3 separate regions of the Homo sapiens genome follow, and all the other regions are linked to region 1. A link is an interaction called in ENCODE POLR2A ChIA-PET data of the cell type or tissue named here. Cell type or tissue: PC-9. All regions are shown on one strand. Links, peaks and the distances in the headings refer to the core of each region. The heading gives the core; the rest is flanking DNA.

The links. ChIA-PET counts read pairs that join two places held together with the same protein. Peaks named below come from ENCODE experiments on the same cell type or tissue, not always from the same donor. Only the 100,000 strongest peaks of a DNase experiment are listed, where the experiment ranks them.
Region 2: POLR2A ChIA-PET joins it to region 1 with 8 read pairs; 9 of 35 experiments call an interaction of 5 or more read pairs at or near these places.
Region 3: POLR2A ChIA-PET joins it to region 1 with 5 read pairs; 2 of 35 experiments call an interaction of 5 or more read pairs at or near these places.

What each region holds. Positions count from the first base shown.
Region 1 is chr1:67,374,093-67,378,092 of GRCh38, forward strand. The region is part of intron 13 of IL12RB2 (interleukin 12 receptor subunit beta 2); the gene reads left to right. Among named protein-coding and RNA genes, the nearest start is that of SERBP1, 54 kb to the right of the region's middle. In PC-9, for the core only: no CTCF peak of the experiment used is centred there; a DNase peak (open chromatin) is centred at 2,469; H3K27ac peaks cover 573 bases.
Region 2 is chr1:67,422,412-67,427,776 of GRCh38, forward strand. SERBP1 (SERPINE1 mRNA binding protein 1) reads right to left here. Exons shown (of 8, transcript NM_001018069.2): 2 at 3,724-3,874; 3 at 2,672-2,812; 4 at 2,477-2,566; 5 at 1,789-1,866. Among named protein-coding and RNA genes, the nearest start is that of SERBP1, 5.3 kb to the right of the region's middle. In PC-9, for the core only: no CTCF peak of the experiment used is centred there; no DNase peak of the experiment used is centred there; H3K4me3 peaks cover 538 bases.
Region 3 is chr1:67,241,309-67,245,308 of GRCh38, forward strand. All of the region lies in intron 9 of IL23R (interleukin 23 receptor), which reads left to right. Among named protein-coding and RNA genes, the nearest start is that of IL12RB2, 65 kb to the right of the region's middle. In PC-9, for the core only: no CTCF peak of the experiment used is centred there; no DNase peak of the experiment used is centred there.

The DNA of each region.
Region 1 (4,000 bases), core at 1-4,000:
TAGTTGAGATCTTTTTCAACATTCTGATCTACACCTTGCTTTTACCTCTCAATAATACGTGGTAGAGACCTTTCTACATCCATCCATGTGAACTTATGTCATTCTTTTTTATCATCTCTGTAGTATGGCATCATAAGGGCTTATGGTCATTTGTTGAACAAATACACCATTGATAAACAGAACATATCACTGATCAGAACTGCTTCCCCCTGGACTTGACCCAGAGTCAGTCAGTTCTGAAATGCACCCCAAGAGGTAAGGAATCAATTGATCTCTTCTTCAGCCATCTGGAATTCCTCATGTGAAATTTGCCCCCCAAATAACTTTCATTTTGGCAGAGTTTAAATTGAGATACCTGTTTGCAACCACATGGTCTGTTTATTCTTTTTTTTTTTTTTTTTCATACGGAGTCTTGCTCTGTTGCCTAGGCTGGAGTGCAATGGCACGATCTCAGCTTACTGCAACCTCTACCTCCCGGGTTCAAGTGATTCTCCTGCCTCAGCCTCCTGAGTAGCTGGGATTACAGACATGTACCACCATGCCCTGCTAATTTTTGTATTTTTAGTAGAGGAGGGGTTTCACCATGTTGGCCAGGCTGGTCTTGAACGCCTAACCTCAGGTGATCCGTCTGCCTTGGCCTCTCACAGTGCTGAGATTACAGGCGTGAGCCACCCAGCCCAGCCTCTTTTTTTTTTTTTTTTTTTTTTTTTTTTTAACAGTAAGCCATCTACTTTAATAGTCAAAGCCTCTTGAGTCTGTTGATTCTTAAAGCTGCTCTTATGGATGTTGAAGAAAATGCCTTCCTTATTTTGTCACAAATCTGATGACTCTAAAGCCTGCATAAGGGTATTTAAAAATAAGCTAAAAGGGGAGGGAGAGTGCAGATTCACAGTCCTATTTTATACTAGTTTAGGTTAAATTTTCATTTAATTCAGTAAGTATCTGTTGATGGATAAGACCTATTCCCTATCTTCAACAAGCTCACAGTCTATGAGGGAGATAGAAAAGTACACAAAAGGAGGCTGGGCATGGTGGCTCATGCCTGTAATCACAGCACTTTGGGAGGCCGAGGTGGGCAGATCGTTTGAGCCCAATAGGTCAAGACCAGCCTGGGCAACATGGTGAAACCCTGTCTCTACCAAAATTACAAAAAATTAGCCAGGCATAGTGGTGTGTGCCTGCAATCCCAGCTACTCAGGAGGCTGAGGTGTGAGGATCACTGAGCCCAAGAGGCAGAGATTGCAGTAAGCTGAAATCGCACCACTGCACTCCAGCCTGGGCGACAGAGATGGACTCTGTCTCAAAGAGTGAAAAATAAAAAGGAAAAGTACACAAAAGGGATGTAACTGTCATAATCAAGGACTGACAACTACTTATTGCATTTGGCAACCAGAAATCATTGGTGAATTCACAAGGGCACTTTCTAGAGAGTGGTAGGAGGTGGTAGGTTGAGGAGGAGGGAGAAAGGCAAAGCAGGAAGGTGTTCTGCCTTGATGGCCCCCTCTTACTGGTGTTTCAGCACCATTAACCAGGCAGCAGTATTAAGGGCATATGTGGAGCACAGTAAGGGCAAAAAATGAAGGACCTGCCTTGGCAGAGGAGGGTAAGGTGTAGAGCCAGGGAGGAACCCAGGTATCTGGATTGTAATGAGTTATATGGGTGGTTCTGTGCACAGCCACTCCTCTGGAAGCTTGTCCATATTGCCATGTTGCCATGTGTACCAGTAGAGCCACGGCCAGCACATTTTTCTTTTTCTTTTTTTTTTTTTTTTTGAGACAGAGTCTCACTCTGTTGCCCAGGCTGGAGTGCAATGGCGCGATCTCGGCTCACTGCAAGCTCTGCCTCCCGGGTTCACGCCATTCTCCTGCCTCAGCCTCCCGAGTAACTGGGACTACAAGCACCCGCCACCAAGCCTGGCTAATTTTTTGTATTTTTAGTAGACACGGGGTTTCACCATGTTAGCCAGGATGGTCTCAATCTCCTGACCTCGTGATCTGCCCATCTCGGCCTCCCAAAGTGCTGGGATTACAGACGTGAGCCACCGCGCCTGGCTGGCCAGCACATTTTTCTACTGGAGAACACATTATACTTTGCTACTGCCTAGTAGTGTTTGCCAACAGTCTCTAAGCATCTTAAGGGAAGAAGCCATGGCAATTTGCTCACCATTGTCTCCTCATACCTAGAATACAGCCAGACACATGGTAGGTGCTTCATAAAAATAAACAGCTGAATACCACTCTACGCTTTGTGAAATCCAATGTAGATCGTTAAAAACTTGTTTCCAGTAGCAGTGCAGCTGTTTTGTCTAGTACCACTTGACCTTCCTATCTACAGCTTTTCCAACGACTGGCAACTATCACATCTTCCTACACTGGTGCCTTTATCATTGAATCACCCTGAGTGTAAGTTTTCAGACCGCCAAGGATTGAATGGCCTCTTTTATCTCTGCCAGAGATCACAGCCCAGAGGGAGCAGGACCAGTATTTCCTGCTTGACTTCTTGACTTCTTTCTTCTATTCAGCCTATTTTGCCAACCAAACTGCTGACACCATCATCTTCCTCACTGCCTCTTCCCATAGAGCTTCTATTTTTGTTCTCCTAATATGTGTGCGTGTGTGTGTGTGTATGTGTGTTTGGATAAACTTTATTGGCCCAGCAACCCACACAAATCCCTTCCCTTCTGTTCCAATATCTCATTTCACTCCCAGAGTTAAGGATGCCCTCACAGAGTTGGACAGTTGATTCCCTGACACTTGCTGATGTTCTGCTGCAGCAGGAGGAACAGAAGGTCTCTCTAAAATTAATTTTTTAATCCCCTGTGTTAGGAATAGAGAAAGGGCTTTTTGAGCTCAATCATATAGCTTAAGTCTATGCAAGCAATCTCACCAGGCTAGAGTAGACTTGAGAATTTTCCACAAGGACTTTTCTCAACAGGATGTAAACTATAGAAATTCTGTGATAGTCATGGTGAATAAATTATCTGCATGGGCCTCAACCCCTTTGGGTGGAGTAGAGGTAATATTATAGGACTTCATCTTGCTGATTACCCATAGTAAGCAGGGATGGGATAATGGAAGGGGTCTCTTTTCCCCATTAGATAGTGGACTCTTTGAGGCAGATTCTTTGCTTTTGTATTGTCAGTGCCTTGTCCAGTGTAGGCACTCATATTTATGACTGTTGAAATAAATTCAGCATGCAAGACATCTCTGACTTGCCCTGGAGTTTGTGAGCCAGTATATGTTGAGTATATGACGCTGAGTTCTAGTTTTCCCTGTGATCACCAGCATAGATGAAGTCATCTCAATGAGCTAGCAGGTGTGAAAGGAAAATAAACTCTCAAGACCCCAAACTCACTATGCCAAAAGAAAAGATAAGCTTGGGAGCTGAGTCATGCAAAAACTGCCTTTCTTTTGTTACCAAACAGATAGCTGTAACTTCACATGCTTACTTTATTTTATGTCAAACATAGATTTACTGAGTTCCAGAAAAATGCATAATTGACCCTTTACCCCTCCTTTCACATGTAAAATGTAGATTCACTGAATGCTAATCAAAGCCTCACAAGACCACTTTGCCTCATTGCCTATCTTCCCCACCCCCCACCCATTTTTTTCCTTCCCAGTTTCCCCTCTCTTTCCTTTTTAAATATTGAGGTCCTCAGCACAGGTCACAGATCCTATTGTAATTTGTGTTTCTTTTTCAACCTCAACCTCAAAGTTGGCAAAATGAACCTCAAAACCCACTGAAACTCGGCGGGGTGCGGTGGCTCACGCCTGTAATCCCAGCACTTTCGGAGGCTGAGGCAGGCGGATCACCTGAGGTCAGGAGTTCAAGACCAGCCTGGCCAACATGGTGAAACTCCCATCTCTACAAAAATACAAAAATCAACCAGGCATGATGGCAGATGCCTGTAATCCCAACTACTCGGGAGGCCACGGTGGGAGAATTGCTTGAACTCAGGTTGCAGTGAACTGAGATTGTGCCATTGCACTCCAGCCTG
Region 2 (5,365 bases), core at 656-4,655, 49 kb after region 1:
AGGCAGGAGAATTGCTTGAACCCTGGAGGCAGAGGTTGCAGTGAGCCGAGATCACGCCATTGCACTCCAGCACAGGCAACAAGAGCAAAACTCCATCTCAAAAAAAAAAAAGAAAAAAGAAAAAGTTTAGAAAACATCTGCCCCTCCCACCCCCCAACTAACTTGAATATGCTTCTGGTTAGGAATCACTGTCCTAAATAACCTGTAATCCAAGACTTTAAACCACAATACTGTAACAAATAACTGGCAAAGTAAACATGATTTTAGGTCAGGCGTGGTGGCTCATGCCCGTAATCCCAGCACTTTGGAAGGCCAAGGCGGATGCATCACCTGAGGTCAGGAGTTCGAGACCAGCCTGGCCAACATGGTGAAATCCTGTCTCTACTAAAAATACAAAAAATTAGCTGGGCGTGGTGATGCATGCCTGTAATCCCAGTTACTCGGGAGGGTGAGGCAGGAGAATCGTTTGAACCCAGGGGGCGGAGGTTGCAGTGAGCCAAGATAGCGCCACTGTTACTTCAGCCTGGGCAACAGAGCGAGAATGTCTCCAAACAAAACAAAACAAAACAAAACAAAACAAAACAAAACAAAACACCATGTAATTTTAAAAGCTAGTGAAGGGCTGGGTGTGGTGGCTCACACCTGTAATCCCAGCACTTTGGGAGGCCAAGGAGGGTGGATCACCGAGGTCAGGAGTTCGAGACCAGCCTGGCCAGCTGGTCTAAAAAATATAAAAAATTAGCCAGGCATGGTGGCGGGTGCCTGTAATCCCAGCTACTCCAGAGGCTGAGGCAGGAGAATCGCGTGAACCCGGGAGGCGGAGGTTGCAGTGAGCCGACAGTGCCACTACACTCCAGCCTAAGCAACAAGAGTGAACTCCATCTCACACACACAAAAAAAAAAGTTAGTGAAGGGCTGGGCAAGGTGGCTCACGCCTGTAATCCCAGCACTTTGGGAGGCCAAGGTGGGTGGCTTGCCTGAGCTCAGGAGTTGAAGACCAGCCTGGGCAAAATGGTGAAACCCTGTCTCTACTAAAAATACAAAAATTAGCCGGGCCTGGTGGCAGGCACCTATAGTCCCAGCTACTTAGGAGGCTGACGTGGAAGGATCATTTGAGCCCAGGAGGCGGAGGGTGCAGTGAGCCAAGATCACTCCACTGCACTCCAGCCTCGGCAACAGAATGAAATCTTGTCTCAAAAAAAGAAAAAAAAAAAAAAAGATAGTGAATAACATACTCTGATCTTTGCTCTCTTCATACATTTAAAAACAGGCCAGTAATGCTATGTTCCAAATTCTACATTGGAAATAACTTCAAGATAGAACTAATGTTAAAATGGCCACATTTTCTAGTTTTAACTATCTCAAAGTAAAATTTGTACAGTTGTATGACAATGGTAAAATGACTAATCAAACAGAAATAACCACATTAAAATATTCTATTTTTCAAAGCGTTAGAGTCAAATATATACACATAAACCACTCTTTTAAGGGCTGGGTGCAGTGGCTCATGCCTGTAATCCCAGCACTTTGGGAGGCCAAGGCAGGAGGAACGCTTGAGCCCAGGAATTGGAGACCTGCCTAGGCAATATAGTGAGACCCTGTCTCTATTAAAAAAAGAAAAAAAAAGCATTCTTTCAAATACTCTTTGAGGGATGAGGGTACAGTAAGTCTCCCTTGTCAAAAACAAAAAGCCATCAAGTAACAGCATTAAATCTATGGGTTATCTTATTGGTAAAACTCCAGTGCTTTCAATTCTGGGTCATTACTATTACACGCAATACCACTTACTTATTTTCAGTGTCTGCCACTGGATGATGTTCTTCACCTTCAGGTGTTTCCTCAGTCACATTTGATTGATCCAAGTCACTGTAATTATAAGATATTTGTTTCTGAATGTATTTGGGGGACTCTCTAAGGAAAGAAAGAAAAAGAAAGGCATCTAGGTCCATTTACATGTAGCTGAAAAGTTCTTCATACAAAAATACCATAAGCTCTCACATTCTCTAACTCCTTTCTTACTAAATATACTCCCCAGAAGACGTCGAAAAGTAAACAATATAAACTAGTTAGTTCATATACTTCATACTTAAAAAGTAACAGAACAAGGCAGTTAATTATAAAATGAAGCTTTACTAGCTTATCAAATTTTGTAATGACAACAAAGTCAAAAGCTAGAATAGGAACTATTAAGGACACTAAGATAATCAGAATACCCAAATAACCTTATTGTGGGGTTTCAGGAAAAGCTACAAATACATATGGGGGGGAAAAAATGAGTAACAAATATATCGAAATATTAAAAAACCGGTCATTCAATATACTATAACCCAAACCCATCCCATAAGACATTATCTTGTAATATAGTAACTCTCAGAAGAGAGCATTCATTCTTATCTCAGAGACAAGTAAAATTTGACAGAGGTATGGATTAACCTCTAGTTAGGTATAGAATTTTTAAGAAAATCAGAATACCAACGTTAATTCGTCTTTGACAGTTCCCCAGTTGTGAGATCCGCTACCTCCACGTTTGTCCTCGTGCTTCAGGCCACTGTAATGTGAAAAAGAACTAACAAAACTGAGTTAACATAATACTCTTTAGTTCTAGAAATTCAAAGTTTGTTTATTAAATAGATTAAAATATTAAAGTAAAATAAAAACCAGTAAGACTTACGATCTATCACTTCCACTATGCCTATCAAATTCACGTTTGCCACGAGAATCAAATCCATCTCCTCGGCCCATTCCACGTCCACGGCCCCCTCGACCTCTTCCAAGACCACCACGACCTCGAATAGGTCGGTCAATAATCGGTCTATAATATAAACAAATAAATTATACTTCCATGGTTTCCAGAAGAAATGAGGAAAATTCATCCAAAAGATCAAAAATACAGAACATGTTTACTGGCTCAAAAACCAATAGTTAAATACATACACTTCAGAAAATTCAAAATAGTCTGTTTCTAAACACAAAGGAAACCAGAACAAGACAGCCTCCCAAAACAAGAAAACTATTTTAGCACTCTAAAGCATTACTACCAGTGCATATACTTTTCCACTGCTATTCATTGCACATATAATCCAGTCCATCACTATTTACCAATACACTTAAAAATTAAACACATCTAACTTGCATAAGTAATTTATTTGCTATAAACAATAAACCAACAGTATTTTCCTTCAACTAACAGTATTTTCCTTTTAACTCTGTATCTGGAGAGAGAAAGAAAAAGAAATTGGTTATCAATTCAACAAAGTGTTTCCATTACAAGAGACCTAAGTTTGAACTGTTACCCAAAGATCTAAAGCTTAACAATGCACACATACAGATGTTTCTGTGAAAAATTAATAGAAACAATTAGCCAGACTGCTACCTGGCAATTATGCCCAATTTATAGCTTAACATTAAAATGTGACTCTATAAAGTAACAAAATATGAAGACTTCTTTGGTTTACGCCTGTAATCCCAATATTGCAGGAGGACAGCTTGAGCACAGGAGCTCAAGACCAGCCAATGCAATATATATAGTGAGACCTCAGCTCTACAAAAAAAATTAGCAGTGTGGTGGCGTGACCTTGTAGTCCGAGCTACTCAAGAGGAGACTGAGATGAGAGGATCATTTGAGCCCAGGAAGCAGAGGCTGCAGTGAGCCAAGCTTGTACCACTGCACTCCAGCCTACATGTTAGACCAAGACCCTGGCTCAAAAACAAGAAACAACTTACCTATCAACTGAAAATTCGCCTCCTTCACCCTTTTCTTCAAGTGGCTTTTCGAATCTTCGTTCACGAGGTGGTCGCCTTTCTGGTCTTCTATCAATTATTTTCCCTTCACCCTGAAGTTGTTGATCAGGTCTTCTTCCAACTCGTCTTATTCCTAAAACGATAAGATAACCTGCATAAGCAAATTATTTTTGCAATCCAAAAACTTTAGGCCTGGACTGTCAAAAGCTGCTTCTCTTCCAATCCACTACCATTTCCTGTTGGAAAAAAGCAAACACTGGGCAACTCTAATGTGTAACAAAGTACCTTAGGAAAACTGCCATTTAAAGACAATAAACCTTCCAATCCATACCACCGACTAAATACATAAATAAATAAAATAAAAACAATAAACTTATTTTAAACTTCTATTTAAGTTTGCCAAGTTCTCCCCCTCAAAAGCATTTTCTATAACTGACTTGGAAATCATTTGGGCAACCATTATTCCCGTCACTTTCCAAGATAGTCTCTTAATAAAAACTTTTAAATTTAAAAAATTTTAGGCAAGCAATACATTTTGGCTTTTAAAATACCAAAGAAAATACCAGCAGCCATTCATAAATAACCAAGCAAATCAACACACTCACTAGATATGGCCCCTCACAAAAGTGAGGGCCGCACTATGTTATTCTATCTAATCTGAAAAAAAAATGCAATTAAGACTCATAATTCTATAAAATTACAAATCTGAAAGGAAAATATGGCATTTAGGATTATTAGAGAACATCACTTCAGTTTAAAACAGCCATTTAACCAGAAAAAGTGTCATCTTTTGGTCTTCTTAGCTACAGGCACACAAAAAGGGCCATCTTCCCCTATTAAAGTTTAAAATTTTATAGCATGTAAGTGTATATATGTTTGTACACACTCCCACATCCCTAAGTACTTCCAAGTTAGGAAACAGTTACTTATTATGCATGGAGAGAGTCCTCTAAAAAATTTGCCCTAACAACTATCTTTATTTTCAAAGAATCTTTAAAAACCAAATACACACACGTTAAGACCGCTTTTAAGCAACATGTAAGAAATAAGAAAACTTGTGACACTAAGTGATAGCTGAAGCATTTACTAATTTCCCCCTTTACTACTTTTTTCCTGTAATGTCTGAAACCCCACAAAGGCAACCAATTTAAATTATTGGTGCCCATAAGGATCAACAGATTGATGGTTAAATTAATGACTTTAAGATTGTTGGTATGCTCTAATTCCCAATTTCTGACAAAGTCATAAAGCAGCTGAGGAATTGGTTTTACAAGATTTTAAGCTGCTTCACTTTGGTTCTTTCTAAGAAAGTAGAACACCATCAAGACACACCCAGTTGTTCTGCTGCCTGTTAACTGGAGCCAAACAGTAACTATCAATCTCTTCAATAGAATTTTGAAGTTCATTCCCTGTAAATACTCAAGATAGACTACAAATATTAGACCTTACACCAAGGTATTTAAATAAATGTCATCAGTAATAAAGTGCACTGGGGTGGAGTTATGGAACCAGTCCTTGCAATAATATCCAAGCCAAACACACCCAAGTGAACAATAGTTGGCGTCCCCACCCAATATCAAGTTTACAGAATCTTAAAAACGTATTAAACCTACCTAATGAAAAA
Region 3 (4,000 bases), core at 1-4,000, 130 kb before region 1:
ACATCCTGTTTATAGGAGAAAAACAAAACCTGGTCTGTTCTAGGATCTATGTGTTTCCTTAAAGTCTTAGTTTGACTTTGTCACATTTAGCATGAACAACTCCATTTTGGTTTGGTTTGGTCTGTTGGAGTCTAGTGCATGAGCTCAGTCCAAAACAATGGCCTCCCATAATTTCGTTTTAAAAAAAAAATCCCCCTTTTTGGTCAGGTTCTCACTTAGGTGACAGTGTGACCAAAACCTAGGGCCTCAGTGCCACTCTCAGTTACCATCATTTTGGGTTTCTGTTCTCAGCATGTAATTCATAGGTTATGGTGTCCTGATGGTCACACATTTCTTTTAGCTCTTGTTATTCCAGTTGAAGAGAGACCATTTGACATTCTGGAGATGGCTGCTTGTAAACATTTAAAACCTTTGAGAGAATACAGCATACCAGGGAGATTACTATTAGGACTATTGGGAGAATAATACTAAGAGTTTGGGTTATGTTCCTTACCCAGGGTCCTCATAAACCAAACCAAACCATCTAAAAATCAAATAGATCAAAGAATGAGCTACATGAAGAGTCTACTCACTTAAGTGATTTTTTTCATTAATCCCCTACAACTGAATCACTATAATACCCGATGTTTTCTCCATACATCATAAGTGCCAGCAGCTGTTTAGCCAATACTTTTCGGTTTGGCCAATTCTATTATTTCGCATAACTTTCACAAGAGAATTTAAAGTTTTTTGTGTAACCATAGGCTTTACAGTAGAATCTGCTATAGAACCTATCATGAGGGATACATTTCTAATCAGTGCCTCTTTTACTTCAAACTATGGAAAAAAGACCTAACAAATGATGCCCTGCTAGAAGAGTGAAGGCCTCCTGGCAATGTTCTCTTTAGCCCATGATGTGGCTTAAGAGGAATGAATCAATGTTCTGTTTCTGACTGACTATGAGGCAATATATGAACCCTTAAAATTTCTCACCTGCATTGGGCCTTCATCTTTTATCCATCAAAGTATAACATTATCCATGTATAAGGCTGGCTGCAAAATCCTTCACAAATAAACATATACCCCATAATACACACATAACAGACCCCCTTTTCACTTCTATTGTTCATAGAGGCATAAGCAAGAAAAAAAATATTCAAAGTTAAGAGTCTCATGATAGTAGAGAAGTCTTAATCCATGATTTTAGGATAAGCTGTTCACATTAAGGACGCTGTCTTCTTGGGAGAAGCTGTCCTGGTTAGCTTTACCTTAAGGGTTCCGATGGGTGTGGAGGGACCCTCCTCAGTTGTGAGATTATGAAAGTTGTGGGATCTCTGAAACCAAAAGTTCAAGGTCCCAAAGTTTTGCTGTAGTGTGGATGGCAAGGACAGTCTTTCTCTAATGTTCTCAGAAGATTCATTCTTTGGGTTCTAGATTGTGAAGGGGTTGATTGTCCTCAGTGAACCATAAACAGCTTTTTTTAACTATGTAAAAATGTACTGCAGCATAATAATCTACTATTATAACATCAGTCTTCTTGCATGGGAAAGCTTTCATACAACCAGAAAACATGCATTGAAAGTGACAATTGAATGAAATCCCTTATAAATATTTAAATGTCCAATCAGGTAGCCAAATGTACCTGAAGCTTTGATTGTTTTCCCAGGAATATGGGTTTGACAAGCCAAATATTGTTTATAACTATTTTAGTAGTTTATAAGTCACCACACAAACATATTTAATTTGGATCATTTTATCTTTTCCATTACAAGTCGTAAAATGCAGAACTTTTAATAATGAAAGCCTTAAGGACTCTGGAAGGATAAGGTGGCTGTCTTGGTTCTCCACGAGTCCATGCTTAAAAATGGACTTATGTCCTCTTGAATACCAGTTGTTTCTCCAATTTAGGTGCATAGCACTGATAACTGATGGGTTATCATAGGTAATTTGGCTTAGATCATGGAGTTTATTCAAATTGTATATCTAAACAATTTTAGTATTGGCTGATTTAGCATGCGGATTTCTCTTTTTTTTTCTTATACTGTAAGTTCTGGGATACATGTGCAGAACATGCAGGTTCGTTACATAGGTATACATGTGCCATGGTGGTTTGCTGCACCCATCAACCCGTCATCTACATTAGGAATTTCTCCTAATGCTATCCCTCCCCCAGCCTCCTACCCCTTGACAGGCCCCAATGTGTGATGTTCCCCTCCTTGTGTCCGTGTGTTCTCATTGTTCAGCTCCCACTTATGAGTGAGAACATGTGGTGTTTGGTTTTCTGTTCTTGTGTTAGTTTGCTGAGAATGACGGTTTCCAGATTCATCCATGTCCCTGCAAAGGACATGAACTCATCCTTTTTTATGGCTGCATAGTATTCAATGATGTATGTGTGCCACATTTTCTTTATCCAATCTATCTTTGATGTGCATTTGGGTTGGTTCCAAATCTTTGCTATTGTGAACAGTGCTGCAATAAACATACATGTGCATGTGTCTTTATAGTAGAATGATTTATAATCCTTTGGGTATATACCCAGCAATGGGATTGCTGGGTCAAATGGTATTTCTGATCCTAGATCCTTGAGGAATTGCCACACTGTCTTCCACAATGGTTGAACTCATTTACACTCCCACCAACAGTGTAAAAGCATTCCTATTTCTCCACAGCCTTGCCAGCGTCTCTTGTTTCCTGACTTTTTAATGATCTCCATTCTAACTGGCATGAGATGGTATCTCATTGTGGTTTTGATTTGCATTTCTCTAATGACTAGTGATGACGAGCTTTTTTTCATATGTTTGTTGGCCGCATAAATGTCTTCTTTTGAGAAGTGTCTGTTCATATCCTTCACCCACTTTTTGATGGGTTGGTTTGTTTGTTTTCTTGTAAATTTGTTTAAGTTCCTTGTAGATTCTGGATATTAGCCCTTTGTCAGATGGGTAGATTGCAAAAATTTTCTCCCATACTCTAGGTTGCCTGTTCACTTTGATGATAGTTTCTTTTGCTGTGCAGAAGCTCTTTAGTTTAATTAGATCCCATTTGTCAATTTTGGCTTTTGTTGCCATTGTTTTTAGTGTTTTCATCATGAACTCTTTGCCCATGCCTATGTCCTGAATGGTATTATCTAGGTATTCTTCTAGGTTTTTTATGGTTATTAGGTCTTATGTTTAAGTATTGAATCCATCTTGAGTTAATTTTTGTATAAGGTGCAAGGAAGGGATCCAGTTTCAGCCTTATGCATATGGCTAGCCAGTTTCCCAACACAATTTATTAAATAGGGAATCCTTTCCCTATTGCTCGTTTTTGTCAGGTTTGTCAAAGATCAGATGGTTGTAGATGTGTGGTGTTATTTCTGAGGTCTCTGTTCTGTTCCATTGGTCTATATATCTGTTTTGGTACCAGTATCCTGCTGTTTTTGTTACTGTAACCTTGTAGTATAGTTTGAAGTCAGATAGCGTGATGCCTCCAGGTTTGTTCTTTTTGCTTAGAATTGTCTTGGCTATGTGGGCTCTTTTTTGATTCCATATGAAATTTAAAGTAGTTTTTTCCAATTCTGTGAAGAAAGTCAATGGTAGCTTGATGGGGATAGCATTGAATCTATAAATTACTTTGGGCAATATGGCCATTTTCATGATATTGATTCTTCCTACCCATGAGCATGGAATGTTTTTCCATTTGTTTGTGTCCTCTCTTATTTCCTTGAGCAGTGGTTTGTAGTTCTTTTTGAAGAGGTCTTTCACATCCCTTGTAAGTTGTATTCCTAGTTATTTTATTCTCTTTGTAGCAATTGTGAATGGGAGTTCACTCATGATTTGGCTCACTGTTTGCCTGTTATTGGCGTATAGGAATGCTTCTGATTTTTGCACATTAATTTTGTATCCTGAGAGTTTGCTGAAGTTGCTTATCAGTGTGAGGAGTTTTTGGGCTGAGATGATGGGGTTTTCTAAATATACAGTCATGTCATCTGCAGAGACAATTTGACATCCTCTTTTCCTAATTGAATACCCTTTATTTCTTTCTC